Linked DNA regions of Homo sapiens: region 1 is linked to region 2. A link is a contact called in ENCODE Hi-C or POLR2A ChIA-PET data. All regions are on one chromosome and are shown on one strand. The core of a region is the stretch at or near the end of the contact, and the rest is flanking DNA. Distances in the headings are between cores, read along the strand shown.

The links. A loop is a pair of places that touch in the nucleus more often than their neighbours do. ChIA-PET counts read pairs that join two places held with the same protein, here RNA polymerase II (POLR2A). Pooled maps may share reads with other maps.
Region 1: a map of CD8-positive, alpha-beta T cell shows a loop between it and region 2 (4-fold over the local background). The contact joins two enhancer-like sites. A Hi-C loop is called at or near these places in 1 of 168 maps with a recorded cell type or tissue (CD8-positive, alpha-beta T cell) and 5 of 50 pooled maps. POLR2A ChIA-PET finds 5 or more read pairs at or near these places in 2 of 52 experiments (HEK293 and activated CD4-positive, alpha-beta T cell).

Annotation. Positions count from the first base shown.
Region 1 is chr4:1,546,974-1,551,604 of GRCh38, reverse strand. No RefSeq gene overlaps it. Among named protein-coding and RNA genes, the nearest start is that of FAM53A, 140 kb to the left of the region's middle. RefSeq lists a silencer at 2,482-2,601 and an enhancer at 1,861-2,717. Within about 2 kb of position 3,169, at least 13 of the 41 ENCODE cell types and tissues checked have a DNase peak (open chromatin) inside an H3K27ac peak, as active enhancers do.
Region 2 is chr4:1,510,463-1,515,700 of GRCh38, reverse strand. No RefSeq gene overlaps it. Among named protein-coding and RNA genes, the nearest start is that of NKX1-1, 110 kb to the right of the region's middle. RefSeq lists an enhancer at 2,996-3,646. Within about 2 kb of position 2,325, at least 3 of the 41 ENCODE cell types and tissues checked have a DNase peak (open chromatin) inside an H3K27ac peak, as active enhancers do.

The DNA.
Region 1 (4,631 bases), core at 1,920-4,419, 35 kb before region 2:
CAGGAGGCAACCTTGTCTTGCTCGCTGAGCCTGGCTGCCTCTTGAGTCCTGGAACCCGCTTGGCTGCTCCAGGCACGTGCTGGCCTCATGGGCACCAACCCACATGCAGGGACACAGGCTCCTGTGTGCTCTGCTCAGATGCAGCTCCACCTCCTGCCAGGTGCCACATGTGCCCCCCATGGAGTCATGCCCTGCTGCCCAGGCCCCACCTGACCACATCCAGCCTCCGTCAAGGCCTGGTCCCCATCCCTGGAAAGGCCAGACACTGGGCCGTGACACCCCCTTCCCACCTCCCACCTGCCCACCGGACTCTTTACTGAGTCTGCCCTGGCCTGGGGCCTGAGCACCTGTGGGCTGGGCATGGCCAGGTGGAGTGGACCCTGGGGACCCTAAGAAGCTCCTCCCAGCCTTGAGCGTCCACCCCAGCCATGCCCCTGGGGCTCCTAAATCCCCATGGCCCTTAGACACACTGAGGGGGAATGGTGGGTCCAAGGACAGCTCCTTCCCCCTGGAGACGGGGTGGGGTCTAGGCCTGCTTCACCTCTGGTCCCCTACCCCAGCCTCAGTTTCCCTCTAGCGCCAGGGGCTGGGGCTACACCTCACTCCTGTGGCCGCTGGATTGGTGGTCTGAATGCCAAGCTGGGGCAGACGGGAGCTTGGCCTGACTCCAGGCCCTGCACTGGCCATGGCGCCGTGAGTGGGTGGCCCCCTCAACTGTTGGGGGGGTGGCCCTGCCTCTGGGGACACCAGCCCCCTCTCCCCAGCCTGTACTATCATCTGTTCTTCACGGTTCCTCTGTCTTCCCACCACCTTTGGCCGGGTTCGGAGCCCTCCTGGTGTGCTGGGCCCCGGGGCTGTCCTGCCCAGGCAGTGAGTGTCATTTAGGGGGGCAGGCTGGGGTGGGCAGTGGTGCTGGGTGCCGAAGAAGGCCTGTCTCTCTAGGTGAGGCCTCTCTCTAGGAGTGCTGGGCCGGGTGCAGGGCCAGCAACTCAGGCGTGCACAGCCCTGACCGTTATCCGATGCCTCTTCACACACAGTTGCACAGACGACAGTTTAATGGCGCTTTGTAATGGGAGCTCCTCTGTATCTCTATCCCATGAAAATGGCTAACGGTGATAAGGGAAGGAAGAAATGAAGAGTCTGCAAGGCCCCTGCCCACCTGCTCCTGAGAACACGCTCGCCACCTGCGGGCATCGCCTTTGCTCCCTGTAGCCTCCAGGAGATCTCTGACCCACCAGGGGCAGGGGAGGGCATTGGTGGGGGGCTGGGGGCATACAAGGGGAGGCCGGGGCTGGGCCCAGGGGTGGCCGCCGGCCCCTTCTTCTGTTTCTGGGGTGGGAGGGCTTTGGCAGGGCCCTTTTGGGGTGTGTGGCCCGACCCAGCCTGGGTGGTGCAGCCCTGAGGGCCCGGGCAGTGCAGGGAGAGCCCAGGTCTGCAGCCCTTGAGCAGCAGGTTTCATCATTCATTCATCCATTTAGTGGCTGTTTCCTGAAAAACCTCTGGGACTGCGCCCCAAACCTCCCGAGTCTTAGAGAGTCATGCAGCCGGAGAGTGGCTGCTCCTAGGGCGGGAGTTCAGGGGAGGTGCAGTCAGCTCAGAGTCACCACTGGGCAGTGCAGTCTGGGGAGACTTCCTGGAGGAGGTGGCATTGTCACCGTGCCCCGAAGCATTTGAGCCCCTGGACTCGGGACCCCTCGCTGCCCAGGGGCATTGCCGGCCATCACTCTTCTCCCCGACAGTTTGTGCTGTCCCAGAAGAGCACAGCTGCTGAAATGTGCTCCCCATCTCCCCTGACAAGCTCCACCATCTTGCCCCATCCTCCCCTGCCAGCCCCTCGGGGGCGTGTGGGACAGGACACCCAAGTCCCGCTCCTTCTTGCCCTCAGCATCCCCTCTCAGCTTGTGCACACTAGAGGCTGGATCTGGAGGATGGGGCAGAGAGGCCTCCGGGTCCTGTTGTGGGGACGGCTGGCACCGGCCTTCGGCCTTCAGTGGGTGGTCCCACTGAAGCACGGCCTTCTCTGGCCCCATGCCTGACTGTGAATGGGTGAGGCTCTGAGGACCACAGAGACCTGTCCCTCAGGCCCTGCCCATCCCTCCTGCCTGGGGCTCTGGGGCTGGGTCAGTGAGAGCAGATCAGGCAGTATCTGGGGAGTCCCAGCTCTGCCCTCAACTTGCCCTGAGGTGACAAAGCCTCGACTGAAGGCGAGTGGGACCCACTGGGTCTGCAGTAGGGAAGGTCCAGGCCCGACCACACCTGGGGGCTGTCCCGGCTCTGGCCTTGGCCCAGGCCCCCCCCACCACCCCGACCAAGCTGGCCTTCCTGCCTGCACCCATCTGGGTCTTCTGTGCCCCTGAGCTGGGGCAGTGCCCCCGCCAGCATCCCAAGAACAGGAACGGGCCGCAGAGGACCAGATGTGACTGCACAGGGGCCTGGACGCCAGCTTCTTCCCTCCCGCCTGCTTTCTCACCTGGAACCGTGGCCATCTCAGAGGAAACCCGCCTGTCTCGGGATTTTCTCACCCGCAGAGCGGGGAGGGCCCTCTGGGCTGCCTGCAGTGCACCGTGTGTCCAGCAGGGGGCAAGCGCCCGGCCCCGGAGCCGCAGCAGGGTCCGCTTGGGGCCGCACAGGGTCCTCGCCCGACCTGTGTCTGAACACGCAGGAGCGGCCGGGCCAGGCAGTCCCAGCGCATTTTAATAGTGGAATGTAATTCCTGGGCGGCAGAAAAATGAAAGTGAGAAGTCTATGAATTATTGCAAATGCTCTCGATCTGCTGGGCCGTGCAGCGGGGCCCTGGGCTGCAAAGCCTTTTTTTCTCATGTTTAAGTTGGCGTGGAAGATGAAATAGTCACAGAGACGCAGTGGCCCCTCAAAGCTGTTATTGCCAGCTGTGTGTCTCCTGTAAACACTTTTCTGATTTATAACCTCACTCTGCTTTATAAATGGAAAAACCAGAAACGCCTTCAGGAGCAGCCTTTCACCGCCCAAGAGGCCTCTGCGTCCACACGTGGCCGCGGGGGCAGGGTGCCGAGGCTTCTGGTCAGCCTTCCTTCCCAGGGCCAAGGCCTCCACCTAGGCCTGGCGCGAATGTGGGTCCCGGAAGGGTGACCCACGGTGCCTGTTTGCCTGGGACGGACGGGGTTTCCGGAACTCGGGGAATTCGATGCAAACCTGGCAGGTTCCCGGCAAGCTGCTTCCCTGGACTCTGGCGGTTCTTCTTTTGGTCGACAGATGCTGTGGACGGGTTTTCTGTTTGTTTTGGAAGGAGAGGGGGTACTCAGACATCCGGCGATTGTCTTTGCTGGCCTGTGTCCGAGAGGGGAAGCTGATGCCTGTGGCTGGAGGACCTCGTGTCGTACCTAGAGTCCCCTCAGGACGGCCGACTGCCAGCCATGGGCCACCCGGGAGCTCACCCCACAGCCCCACCTCGGTGCCCACACCTGGGCCAGGTGGCCATGGGGTCCCCAAGCCTCGTGCAGATGAGGGAAGGGACTCGCTGCAGCCTCCATGCTGGCGTCTGGCCTCAGAAAGAGGGCTCAGGAAACGTTGGCCACTGACTCCTGATATCACAGTAACCCAGGGCGGCTGGGATGCTGTCCTGCTCAATGGGGAACTGAGTCACTTGTCCCAAGTCCTGCAGTGACCCAGAACCGTGCAGGTCCAACCCGGAGCAGCAGAGCCCTTGGAGCAGGCGGTGTGGATGGCAGCCCCATCACAGCCAGGATGCGGGGTCAGCTGGGGTGTGGGTTGTCAGTCTCCTGGAGTTGTCTGGGGTGTGGGTTGTCAGCATACTGGGGTTGCCTAGGGTTATTTGGGGAGTGGGTTGTCAGTGTCCCGGGGTTGTCTGGGATTGTCTGGGGTGTGGGTTGTCAGTGTCCCAGGGTTATTTCGGGTGTGGGTGTGGGTTTTCAGTGCCTCGGGGTTGTCTAGGGTGTGGACTGTCGATGTCCCGGGGTCGTCTGGGGTGTGGGATGTGGGTTGTGGCCTGGGGTTACCTGGGGCGATGCCTCCCCTCTCCGGGGCAGGTCTTCGTAACATCAGGAATTTGCAGGCACATGTGTCTGGGTGTTGGGAAGCAAACAGTCTGTGCTGGATTTGCTGTGTGGATTCTTGAATTATCTGGAGAATACAAGCTTCTTGATGAAAAGTGTGATTTTGTGTTATGAACCGGAGAGTCATGGGCTATCAGGCCGGGGGCTGGGTAATGTCCTGAATGGCAGGCGCTGTCGTTTCCAGGAAAGACGATGGTGTGAACGTGCCATTCACCCTTTAGAGCCCGAGGCTCAGGGCCCACACTGAGGCCCTGCACTGCTTCTAAGTCTGCCCAGGATCAAGAGCCCTTGGGCAGGGGGTGTGGGTCCCTGGAGACAAGTTTATCAGTAAAGCAGGAGACCTTGACCGCCAGCTGAGAGCCTGGGGCGGGTCTGGCTGTCCAGCTGAGAGCCTGGGGCAGGGGTCCGGCTGTCCTGCTGAGAGCCTGGGGCAGGGGGTCCGGCTGTCCTGCTGAGAGCCTGGGGCAAGGGGTCCGGCTGTCCTGCTGAGTACCTGGGGCAGGGGTCCGGCTGTCCTGCTGAGAGCCTGGGGCAAGGGGTCCGGCTGTCCTGCTGAGTACCTGGGGTAGGGGTCCGGCT
Region 2 (5,238 bases), core at 1,076-3,575:
ACCAGTCAGGCTTTGAGATGCCTACAACCATGGCTGACAACTTGACTGCAGTTTCACCAGAGACCTTGAGCCAGAACTACACAGTTAGGCTGCTCTCAAGTTTCCGAGGGTCCCTCAGTAACCGCGCAGGATAATAAATATTTGTGATTTTTAGTTACTATGTTTTCAGGCAATTTGTTATACAGCAATAGATAAGTAATACAACTAACCACCATAATCATCATGACCATCATCACCATCACCATCATCACCACCATCACAACCATCACCATCACAATCATCACCATCACTATCACAGTCATCACCATCATCACCATCACCATCACAATCATCACCATCACCACCATCACAATCATCATCATCATCACCATCACAATCATCACCATCATCACCATCACAGTCATCACCATCATCACCACCATCACCACTGTCATTATTATCACCAGCACCATCATCTCCACCACCACCACCACCATCACAATCACCACCATTGTCACCACCATCACCACTGTCATTATTACCATCACCATCACCATCATCTCCACCATCACCATCATCACCATCACCACCACCACCATCCATCACCATCATCACCGCCATCACCATCATCTCCACCACCATGATCGTCACTACCATCAATATCACATCATCACATCAGTATAATCATCACCGTCATCACCACCATCACCAGTGTCATCTTTGTCACCATCACCATCAATAACATCACCGCCATCACCATCACCATCATATCTCCACCACCACCATCACTATCACCACCATCACTATCACCATCATCACCATCACCAATACCATCACCATCATCACTGTCACTATCATCATCACCATCATCATCACCACCACCATCGTCACTACCACTATCATCCCCATCACCACCATCACCATCTCCACCATCACCATTGTTACCATCATCACCACCACCATCGTCATCACTATTACCACCATCACCACTATCATCACCATCACCATCATTGTCATCACCACCACCATCACCACTACCTTTATCATCACCACCATCACCATCACCATCACCATGACTACCATTACCATCATCACCACCATCACCACCACCATCATGACCACTACCACCACCATCACCTCAGTGTCACCACCATCACCATCATCACCATCACCACTATCACCACCAACCACCACCACCATCACTACCATCACTACCACCATCATTACCAACATCACCTCCATCATCATTGTCACTATCACTATCATCACCACCATAACCGTCATGACCATTACCATATCACCATCATCACCATCACCACCATCACCATCATGACCATCACCATCAACTGCCATCACCATCAACCACCATCACCATCATCACTACCATCACTACCACCATCATTACCAACGTCACCTCCATCATCATTGTCACTATCACCATCATCACCACCATAACCATCATGACCATTACCATATCACCATCATCACCATCACCACCATCACCATCATGACCATCACCATCAGCCATAACCATCATCACCATCACCATCATCATCAACCATCATCATCACCACCAGCATCACCATCATCACCATCACCACCACCATCATCCTCATCACCTCCACCATAGCCATTGCCATAATCATCATCTCCTTTCTTCCTGGTCCACAGCTCTTTTCACATCTGGTCTCTTAATAATCAGAACAGTCATGCAAGAGGAGGAAACTGGGACTCAGAGCTGGAGCAACTTCCTTACGGCCACCCAGCAGACATGGCAAAAACCGAGCTGAGGCCAAGTCTGTCGAACTCCAGCTGCTCCAAGGCTCAGGACAGGCGTGTGCTGGCCCATGTTCCCTGGAGGGCTCTTTAGTCCAAGATGGAAGAGTATGGCCACCCAGCTGGGACCAGCAAAGAGAGGTAGGAAGGGTGGGGTGATGAGGGAAGAGCTTCCTCCCAGCCTCACCCTTGAGCCTCAAGGACTGCTTTCCAGAGACCCGGCTCAGGCAGCCCTCACTCCCCAGACCCCCTCCATGTTCTGGTCCTATAAAGAAGGCCGGGCTCAGGCAGCCCTCACTCCTCAGTCCCCCTCGCTGTTCTGGTCCTATAAAGAAGGCCGGAAGCCCGGGCCCTGCCGGGGTCAGCAGGGGTGCCTGTGTGGGCAGCCTGGGGTGTGGGGAGCCAGACCATTTGTGAGTGTCCAGGCTGAACATGACGTTCAGTGTCCAGAGAGGCTGCAGGCGACGGCGCCATGATGGGAGAAGAGGCTGGCGGGCAGGGACTTGGAGGGCGGGGACCTCCAGGCGGGCTGCGGCAGCGGGAAGGGGCCCCAGCGGCTCCGGCGCCGCGCACGGGAGGGGAGGGCCCGCCGCCAGGTGGCGCCTCGCCCTGCTCCACCGATGTGGCCGCGGCTCCCAGCTCCCGGCGGCCCGGCCCCGCCGCCTCCCCACGGCCGCACCTTGCACCGGCACCGCGGATGGGCCCAGTTTCTACGGCAGCGGCGGTCGGCAGTCGGGCTGGGGCTGCCAGCGCGGGCCGCACCCTAGGGCGCACCCCGCTCATGCGCTCCACAGCGCCGCGTGCCCTGCGGCCGTGCTGGGACCCTCCTGGGGCGGTGCTGGGACCCTCCTGGGCGGTGCTGGGACCCTCCTGGGCGGTGCTGGGACCCTCCTGGGCGGTGCTGGGCGGGTCGGGGGGAGGGGGTGCGGGGGCCGGGCTGGGGCCGTGCTGGGCTATGCTGGGGCCGTCCTGGAGCTGTCCTGGGGCCCTGCTGGGCGGCGTTGGGCTGTCCTGGGCTATGCAGGGGACGTCCTGGGGCGGTGCAGGAGCCGTGCTGGGGCCGGGGCTGGACCCGTGCTGGGCTGTCCAAGGCTCGGGGACTGCCCGCACTGGCGCTGCCCCAGGGACCTGGTCCCTGACCCCTGGCTTCCCCGCTGAAGCCCGCCTGGCAGGCCTGTCGCCCCCACGGACATCGGCCCGGACCTGTGGCGCGCTCGGTCCCCATCAGGCCTGACAGTGTGGCCCTTTACCCAGGGCCGCTAATTGATAACACTTAATTAATCTGCCCAGGAGAGAGATCAAATGGGGCTGGGTCCCGGCGGCCGTGTATTGACCCGGTTATTTCAATTAACCGCGGGGCCAGGGACTGCTCTGCTGAGCCCACCCCAGCTGCCCCCGGCCCGATCCCCGATCTGTCTGCGGCCCAGGCCCCACCCCGGCGCCCCGCTCGGGGTCCATGGCCGGCAGCTCCAGGACCGCAAGGCTGCGCCTAAAGGAGCTGCTGCTTGCAATTAACTGCTTTATTTAGGGCATTTTTTTTTTCTTCAAACAGCAATTAGATTTCTGTAGGCTTTGGAGAAAGCAAATGACCAGCAGCAAGACACCTTATAAATCAGGCCCTGAGGGTGGGCGAAGCCCCACTTTGGCAGGTGGCTGGCTGCCCTGCAGGGGCGTGGATGGGAGGGCTGCGCCCAGAACTCCCTCGGGGCCTGTGTGGGCTGGAGCCACGGTCTCTGCCCTGGAAAGGAGAGTTTCGGGAGGCCTTGGGTGCTGGCACCCTATTAAATTGCAAAGCACCCACCCTCCCCTGTCCCGCTACCCTGCCCTTCCTCCCTCATTCCCTCTCACCTCCCCCATCCACCCCCCACCCTTCCTCTCCTCCCTCTCTCCTTCGCCTTCCCTCTCCTCCCCTACTCCCTTCCTCCCTATGCCCGCTCTGTTCCTCCTCCCTATGGAGCTATGATTGGACAGCCTAGGCCATGTGCCCATGTGTGGACCAATTACTATAGTTAGACAGATGGGGCACCATGATTGGACAGCCTAGGCCATGTGTCTGTCCCTGGACCAATCACTGTGGTTAGACATATGGAGCACTATGATTGGATGGCCTGGGCCATGTGCCCACTCCTGGACCAATCACTGTGGTCGTAAAGATGGGGTACTGTGATTGGACAGCTTAGGCCATGTGCCTGGCCCTAGACCAATCCCTGCGGTGGGAGAGATGGGGCACTGTGATTGGCGGCCCTCCTGACGGGGCTGGGGGACCGCTCTGGGGCGGGAGCCACAGCATCCAATGGGGCAGGGGTCGAGGCCGCCCCAGCTGCCTTGATGGCGGTCGTGGGACCCTGGGCGCTGAGCTGGGGCGCGGGCAGCCTGAGTCTGTTAGTCTCTGAGGCCCAGCCACGGAGGCCGCGCTCCGGAACCCTTGAAAACCTCGGGCCCAGCGACAGCCAGTCCCAGCTCCGGGATGGCCATTCCTGTTCTGTCCCCCTTCCTTTCCGGTTCCCAAGTGGCTGTGGTCTCCGGAGGCCCAGTGCAGACTCCTGGTGGCAGGGACTGGGGCGGAGAGCAGGCAGCGACTGCGGAATGGGAACAGGGCTTCCTCTTTGTCGAAGTCAAAATAAAACGTAGATGAATCTCTATGTTTCGTGTGTTTTATTTGAGAGGAAGGAATTGCAGTTCGGGGCACACACTCAGACCAGGGGCGCTCCCCATCTGAGAATAAAAACAAGGCTGCAGCTCAGGAAACAGGAAGGTCACCTGTGGCCCCGAGGACGTCGGGCATTGGAAAAGCTCGGGCCCGCAAGTCCCCACTGCTGGGCCAGGCCGGGCAAAGTCGGCCCCGGAGTTGCGGCCCTGATCGCAGTTGCTGCAGATGAGGCTGCCTTCAGGTGACAGCAGTTTCAGCAGCTGGACTTGCAGAGAATCACATTCCTAGAGGAATGTCTTGCACCCCGAGTGCTTTTCCCTCAGCCTCCTACTCTCATGTAGTTGGGTGTGACAAGAATGACCCAATTTGTAAGATCAACTTTCACAGGGTGAGGAAAATGTTCTGGAATTAGGCCGCGATGATGGTTTCACAACCTTATAAATACACTAAAAATCACAGAATTGCATGCTTTAAAATGGTTAATGTCATGTTATAGTTCAATTTGAAAAAGCAGTGGAAAATTTCTTACGAATTAATACTAAGAGAAACAACCCAATTCAAAACACACCAAAGATTTGAGGAGACGTTCTTACCAGAGAAGATACACAGCTGGTAAGTGAATACATGAAAAGATGCTCGACATTGCTAATTATCAGGAAAACGCAGGTTAAAACCGCACAAAGCTGCCACTGTGCACCTATTGGAGCAGCTGAAATTACAAAGACCAACCTTGCCAAGTGCAGGTGAGGACACGGGGGAGTGTGCGTGCATCGCGGTGGGGAGTAAAGTCGAACCGCCAGTTTAGAAACCAGCTCGGCTGTTTCTTTAAAAAT